Regions from separate parts of the Homo sapiens genome. Here region 1 is linked to region 2. Evidence: chromatin contacts called from ENCODE Hi-C or POLR2A ChIA-PET data. All regions are on one chromosome and are shown on one strand. The core of a region is the stretch at or near the end of the contact, and the rest is flanking DNA. Distances in the headings are between cores, read along the strand shown.

The links. A loop is a pair of places that touch in the nucleus more often than their neighbours do. ChIA-PET counts read pairs that join two places held with the same protein, here RNA polymerase II (POLR2A). Pooled maps may share reads with other maps.
Region 1: a loop to region 2 is called in a map of B cell, with 6 times the contacts of the local background. The contact joins the promoter of AP1AR-DT here to the promoter of MCUB in region 2. A Hi-C loop is called at or near these places in 1 of 168 maps with a recorded cell type or tissue (B cell) and 6 of 50 pooled maps. POLR2A ChIA-PET finds 5 or more read pairs at or near these places in 1 of 52 experiments (endothelial cell of umbilical vein).

What each region holds. Positions count from the first base shown.
Region 1 is chr4:112,230,215-112,234,000 of GRCh38, reverse strand. AP1AR-DT (AP1AR divergent transcript) reads left to right here and starts at 1,851. Exons shown (of 1, transcript NR_186684.1): 1 at 1,851-3,786. AP1AR (adaptor related protein complex 1 associated regulatory protein) reads right to left here and starts at 2,214. Exons shown (of 10, transcript NM_018569.6): 1 at 1,827-2,214. The coding sequence starts at 1,909. RefSeq lists enhancers at 1,420-1,469, 1,494-2,441 and silencers at 1,680-1,949, 2,110-2,389.
Region 2 is chr4:109,557,843-109,561,690 of GRCh38, reverse strand. It overlaps MCUB (mitochondrial calcium uniporter dominant negative subunit beta), which reads right to left and starts at 1,445. Exons shown (of 8, transcript NM_017918.5): 1 at 1,255-1,445. The coding sequence starts at 1,353. RefSeq lists an enhancer at 559-758 and a silencer at 1,179-1,498.

The DNA of each region.
Region 1 (3,786 bases), core at 602-3,101, 2.7 Mb before region 2:
TGCAGTCCCAGCTACTCAGGAGGCTGAGGCAGGAGAATGGCGTGAACCCGGGAGGCGAAGGTTGCAGTGAGCCGAGATCGCGCGCCACTGCACTCCAGCCTGGGCGACAGAGCGAGACTCCGTCTCAAAAAAAAAGAAAGAAATACTCCACCTGCTTATGTTTTTATGGCATATCTACAGACAATTAACACTCACGCTGATTCATGGATTTCCTCCTGCCACCTCCCTGTGCTGCCAAGCTCACGAGCTGAGGGAGTAGAACCTACAATTTTAATGCCGTACTCTACGGAGACCCCATGAAAAAAACAAAACTAAAGTCCACAGACACATCATGTAGTCCAAAGTCAAATATAAAGTTTTTTGCTTATCCATTTAGAATGTAAGTACTGCTCCCTCACCAACCAACTTTCTTGGAGTTAGAATTTAACGCCCTGTAACACAACTACAAATAATAGTAAAAGCCAAAGATTGTGTGGCATCTAGTTATTGGGCAAGCCTACTTAAGCAGCTTGACCTTGTAAGTTTCATTCACACACAAAAATTATAAATACTTAAACCAGATGATCCTGGATGACAAGATAAAACAACTGTCATGTCCCACTCAAGAGTAATAACTCATAAATTAGGGAAATCGAAATATTACACTAGGCACAAACTGCAAATCCTTGCCCTTCCATTCTAGGGATACTTAGTGTAAAACCTTAGCTATTTTGTATCAGAGAGGTGACACAATGCCTAATTAATGAATGAGAATCCTATATTTTATAAGATCTCCATTACCAAAGATTCAAATTATGATCATTTACTGCAATTTATTTATGTTGAACATCTTATTACCCAATAATGTTAGTTAAATGGAACAGATTATGAAAAATTAGCAATCTGTTTCAGAAAGTGCAAAACAGTCTTAGTCCTTACACAAACTGGCTTGGTTCAGATTTTCAATTCTAGGTTTGAATTCCGGAGGGACATTTAATAACAACAAAGCCAACCCCAAAGGAATTTGCTCTAATTTTTTCAATATATATGAAATAAAAAAACACAAAAACGGAATTATGAAATTACTATTCTGTGGATGGTGCATATACAAAACCTAAGCAATATCCCAGGTTTACTCAAGAGAAGTGAAGTTCAGAAGGACTGCAATTTACCTAATGTTACAGGACGTTTGAGTAGCAATCAGGGCAAGGAATTCCTCTCGAAATTTCAAAAACTTAATACGAAAAAATTACACATTGTCCCTGTAGTTATGAGCACCAAGAATCTGAATGCCCATTGGGAACTCTGCAATTCAGCAAGTCTTTGTAGCTACCAGAGTTCATCAGTATCTGGAACCTTATTTTACTCCAGCATCCAAATGACTTCTACTTAAAATCAATCTGAGGCATTAACTCCGGAGCCAGATCCCACCTGCTCTGCCAGGGCTAAAGAGAGGGTCAGATACAGGGATACTAGCTTTGGCGTTAAACCTAAGCTCAGCGCAGGGTGTGTCCAGGTTGCCGTGGAGCCGGTCCTACAGCCCATTAGCGCGAAGCTACCCCTTGTTTCCTGGAGATGATGTCTCCCGTGACTCCTTCCCCGCGTGACAGGGCGCCCTGGCAGGAGGGACACCCCGCCCCCTCTTCTACCTCTTTCCGAGGAGGCCCCAAGACCGGACCCCAGACTGGGCCTCCAAGACGACCACCAGTCTGACGTCTGCTAAGCAGTGAGTGTAGCAGGGCTCTCGACCGCCACCTCCAGCCGCCGGGGGACGGTGAAAGGGATTCCCCGCCGGGGGCCGAAGAGGAGGAGCCACGGGGGCCGGGCCCCTCCCCCAGCGGGCTTACCCTCCGCCGCCGCCTACTCGCTGCAGCCGCCCCGCTTCCTTGCGAAGCAGTCCGAAGCACTGCGTCCAGCAGCAGTTCCCCATCGCATGCCGCCCAGGCGCCGCCGCTCCTCCTCCTCCTCCCGCTCAATGCCCAAACCCAGGCCCGGCAGCTGCATCCGCACGGCACGAGCCGAAATGGGGTTCAAGGACCGAGGGCGGGCCGGCCAGAGCCCGGCGGCGTGAGGGCACGGGGCGACGAAAGACGAGGCGCTAGGGAACAAAGGCAGTGTTTACTCCAGCGGCCGCAGAGCCACCGCTGCGCGAGGGAGGAGCACCGGGCTCAAGGCTCTGGACTCCCTCGCCGTCCGCATGGCCCTTCTCGCCTCAGCTCCTAGCCCAGCGTGAGTGACCGCCTCCAGCTGCCGAAGGAGGCCAGTCCCCGCGAGCCGAGCACCCTGGCCCCGCCCCCAGCGCGCCCAGGCCCCTGCTCGCCGCCAACGCTGCCACACCCCCGGCCTCTCCCGCGCCCCAATTGGGCGCGCTACCTCGGTGCCCCGCCTTCTCTGGCGACCGGCCTGTGCGTCACTTCCGCTCGCTCCTGGTTCAGCCGCCTCTGCCTGCGAGACGGTTCAATTCCTGCGTGCGGACGTTTGTTTTGTTGGACCTTGACCTGACTAGGAAATTTCCCTCTCTCATTGCAGTTTCGGGCATCCTCGTCCGGAGCACGCTGGGCGTGGCATGGCTAAGGCTCAGCCTTCGAACTTTGTATCAAAGGCGTGTGAGGAGCCAGAGTCCCAGGCCGGAAGTCATAAGTGCGAAGGGGCGTTTCTCTGCACGGTGTGCTTAGTTTTTGTTAATACTGCACCATAAGCGGAAAATAGACTCGGGAACTGATTGAGGTTACTTTGAACGCACCAAGATTTTTTTCCGGTCTCTGGTTTGTGTCTTAATTTCCATACTGTTAATGTTTTAGGGAAACGTAATAATGGTGCATTATTGTCCTCGTTTTGTTTGAAAATCAGATCTTCACATAATTTTGGGTTGGGTAGTTGGGGTTCAGAGGAAATTGGCAAGAGGGCTGGGGTTTTTCGGGGACGTCAGCGTTGCCATTCCAAGCATGCTGCCCAGAACTGCTGTAGATGGGAAGAGAAAGCTGCTCTAATGTGTCCGCAGCCCTCTCAAGTGCTACCATATAATTCGCGTCTTGTTTGGCCTCAAGACAGTTGGCCTCACAATAGATATAAGATGTGGTTTAGTAGACACCTCGTCCAGTGGATAGGAGGATGCTCTCATGGACTGGACACATCAAGTTTTTAGCCTGTTTAATTAAACCTAGAAAAATTGTTACATTTTAGAAAGTTTTTATTGATGATAAAATGTTCTCTGAACTCATTTTCTTGCTTCTTTAAATACGTATCTGGTTTCAATCTTAGCACTGCTACTTACTAATGTTTATTTTATTTGGGTTTTAGTTGTTTTGTAATCAGAAGCATAGGATAACATTTGTCCCAATGGTTTGCTTTCAGTGAATGTTGGGATGACCGAATGACTTCCTAGTGAAAGCATTTTCTTTTCTCCTTCCAACCCCTGAAATTAGACAAATGTATTAATGAAATAATCATTAAAATTCAACTATAAATGTTTACAGAAACTGGTACATCTATCCTATGGAATATTTAGTAACAAATAGGAACACAGTATTGATGAACACACCCTGAAATGAATCTGTAGGAAATTATGGTTAAAGAAAAAGCCAATCTCAAATGCTTATATACTGTGTAATTCCATTATGTAACATCTCAGAATTGATAAATTTATGTAAGTGGACAACAGAATAATTGATTGCCATGGGTCAGGGAATGGAAATCCTGCATCTTGTCTATATTAATGTCAGTATTCTGGTTGTGATATTGCAATAGTTTTGTAACATGTCACCACTGGGGGAAACTAGATTAAAGATATACACGGTCATCTGTATA
Region 2 (3,848 bases), core at 196-2,695:
ATGTTTGGTATCTCTTTGACTACACAATGCAACACTTACAGTAAAAGTACAACCTTTAAAAGTATAAAAAGCCCATCTCCCCAATGACTTTATAAGTCTACCATTTTACATTTTAAGGAGTTTGCCCCTGTTCTTACATTTAGTAACAACATGGCCTTCCTCATTCTCTTTCAAACATTCCTGGAATTGATTTTCTGAATGCACTTAATCCTTTGGTCACAAGCTCAATGAAAAGGAAAAAAAAATGCACTTAAATATTCCCTGCATCAATTGAAACTGAAGCCCTCAGACAGCTGGAGGAAAAGGGGGGGAAGGAAAAAAAAGAACAAAATAAACAGGAAGTGAAAGTGACAAGAGAATCACACTGCTTACTTTTTGGCTTTTAAGCCTTTAACAATCTGAAAGTAATCTTAACAGTGTGGGGGAGGAACAAACGAAAACTCAGAAACAGCTCCCTCCCCAACCACACACACCCTGAAGGCTTTGGCTGTCTTTCCTCATCTGGGTCAGAGTTTGCACTCCCGGGCTCCTGTCAGGCTCCATCGCAATCCTCCTTAAACTCAGCGCTTTCCCCTTCTTCTAGTCTTTTTTGGTGCACATCCACTCTCTACTCCTCCAAGCCACGGTTCTCCACAGACCACAATACAACGGTGTCAGGCCAACTGTTACTCACCAGCACACTCATGATTCACCCGTCTCTCGGGTGTCTGAACAAAACGCGAGTTTTTCTTCCTTCTGGGAAAGGGAGGTGCTCGCAGATTTCAGGATGGAAATTTCACTCTCCTGCGACCGTCCACACCCGGGACGGTCACTGCCCCGTTCATCGTTTCCGGGCTCCTTAGGGGCTCGGGCACTGATCACCAAGAGGGAACCGGCCCCGCGGCGCAGCGGCTTTGGAAACTTGCTCCTGACCGAGAGCTGCAGCCCAGAAACTGCCTCCCAGGTTATTCTGCTGCTCCCAGGCCGAAGTCTGGTGGTCCCCGCACCCTATCTCGGCCCGGGTGAGGCACCCCCAGCCGCAGCGCTCTGGCTTCACCTTCCCCGGGCCCGGAGTCTTGACCTCAGCCCAGGCCTCCGTGACCCACGTCGGCCGCCCGGCCACCACCTGTCGGGACCGCCCGGCGCGCGGAGCCCGGCAGCCAGCAAAACGCAGTTGACTGCTCGGCCGCTCGGCTTTTGCTCCCGCCAAAGTTGTCCAACGCAAACTTTGCACCAGCCTACCCCGAACCCCCACAGCCCGGCACCCGCTCTTACCTGGGGCGGAGGCGGCAGCGGCCACGGGCGCGCTGGGCGCCAGGTGCCAGGGGTCGGCAGCAGCCGCGTGCGCCACGGCCAGAGGCCCCTCTGGAGCATCCTCCCGCCCCAGGCGCGCGGCTCCCGCAGGCGTCAGCGGCGCATCCTCCCTCAGCCGGGCTCCTCGTCAGCGCCTGGTGGCTCCGAGCTGTGGGCGCTCCCGCCCCGCCTGCTCGCTCAGCGCGCCGCGGCTCCAGCTTGGGCGGGCTCACGGGAGGGTGTGTCCCTGTTTCCACTTGTCGGCTCTCTACGCATCCGGGCGCAGGGCTGTTTTCTTTCCTCCGACCAAAAAAAAAAAAAAAAAAGAGAGCGAGAGAGCGGGAGCCCGAGAGCGGGAGCCCGAGGTCGAGGGCCCCCTCCTTCTCCAGCAGAAGACCCTCTGGAATGAACAGCAGCAGGCGACGCACACCTTGCGAGCTCTAGATTTCAAAACTCGCTGTTAATTCCCGGTGCTGCGTGCTCTGAGCGCCGTCTTCGCCATCCAACCCAGACGGGGATGAGACGAAAACAGCGTCCGGCATCTGGAGGGGGCAGGGCCGCTCAGGAAGTTTGTTTTCCCCACCGAGCTTGGAGAAGACGGATTGAAGCGGGTCGGCCGAGGCCTCTCCCACCTCCACAACCTCCAAGGCCTCTGCCCCGGGCTGCGGTGCCGGGCCCCTGCTCGCTGGCGAGTGCGGTGTGAGGCGGGCAGCCCGGGCCTACCCCTGCGGAGGTTTGTAGTTCACGGTATAGGGGCCCAAACCCGAGTTTTTTGGGAAAGTATCTCCCACAGAATTGGCTTCTCTTTTGAAGCACGTTTTTAATTGAAGAAGCTTCGGAACCGGTATTGAGTTCTTCTAACTACTGGGAAATCGGATGCTTTGTTTTGAGACTACTTATTTTTGAAAGCAAACCAAAGGCATTAAAGAGCAACCTAAACCAATTACAGTAGGGTTGTTAGATAAAATATAGGATGCCCAGTTAAACTTGAATTTTAGATACAAATAGTGAAGTATGTCCCAAATATTGCATGGGTCACATTTATTATTTTAAAAATGAAATATCTGGGATATACTAAATTATTTGGTGTTTATCTGAATTCAAATTTAACTGGGCACTCCGCATTTTTATCTCCTGAATCTGCAAGAGGGTTCAGTTAATGAATCAAAATTGGCAAACCTGCAATAAGTGGCAAATCACTCCTGGCGGTAATCTCCTTTCCTTATTGAAAAGGGAAAGAATCACAAGTTTCTACTATAGTAAAAACTTTATCACTATTAAAGGCTGATTCACCTGTGTTAACTAGCATGTCTTTCAAAATACAGTTGCCCCAGATGGAGAGTGACACATGAAACTTTAAGTTCATATGGGAAGGTAAATTACCTTACCTGAATCTTTTCCTCCTATTAGCTAGTGCTCCAAGTGAAAGAAGCGTGTATTTTTGTTTTTTTGTTGTGAAGGGTTCTTGTTTAATACAACTGAAAAGAATGCCTATACAAAGAATTGACATGAAAAAGCATTGATTCAACACTCATGAGCTAGGTTCTGAAAGGTGTAAAAAAATTACCTGAACATTTTTAGAAATTGGAAACTACAACTAAAACTGATAAAAATCCCTATTAACATTTGTGAAGAATCTTGATAATGTGTCCTGAATTGGTGGGTTCTTGGTCTCACTGACTTCAAGAATGAAGCCGCGGACCCTGGTGGTGAGTGTTACAGTTCTTAAAGGTAGCGTGTCCGGAGTTTGTTCTTTCTGATGTTCGGACATGTTTGGAGTTTCTTCCTCCTGGTGGGTTCAGTGGTTTCGCTGGCTTCAGGAGTGAAGCTGCAGACCTTGGCAGTGAGTGTTACAGCTCTTAAGGTGGCGCGTCCGGAGTTGTTCATTCCTCCCAGTGGGTTCGGGTCTCACTGGCCTCAGAAATGAAGCTGCAAACCTTCACGGTGAGTGTTACAGATCATAAAGGCAGTGCAGACCCAAAGAGTGAGCAGCAGCAAGATTTATTGCAAACAACAAAAGAACAAAGCTTCTAGAGCGTGGCACGGGACCCAGACAGGTTGCCACTGCTGGCTCTGGCAGCCTGCTTTTATTCCCCCATCTGGCCCCACCCACATCCTGCTGATTGGTCCATTTTACAGAGCGCTGATTGGTCCGTTTTGACAGGGTGCTGATTGATGTGTCTACAATCCCTGAGCTAGATACAGAGTGCTGATTGGTGTATTTACAATCCTTTAACTGGATATAAAGGTTCCCCAAGTCCCCACTAGATTAGCTAGACACGGAGCACTGATTGGTGCATTTACAAACCTTGAGCTAGACACAGGGTGCTGATTGGTGTGTTTACAATCCTTTAGCTAGACATAAAGGTTCTCCAAGTCCCCAGGAGATTAGCTAGATACAGAGTGCTGATTGGTGCATCCACGAACCCTGAGCTAGACACAGAGCACTGATTGGTGCATTTACAAACCTTTAGCTAGACAGAGTGCTGATTGGTGCATTTACAATCCTCTAACTAGACATAAAAGTTCTCCAAGTCCCCACCCCTCTCAGGAGCCCAGTTGGCTTCCCCTAGTGG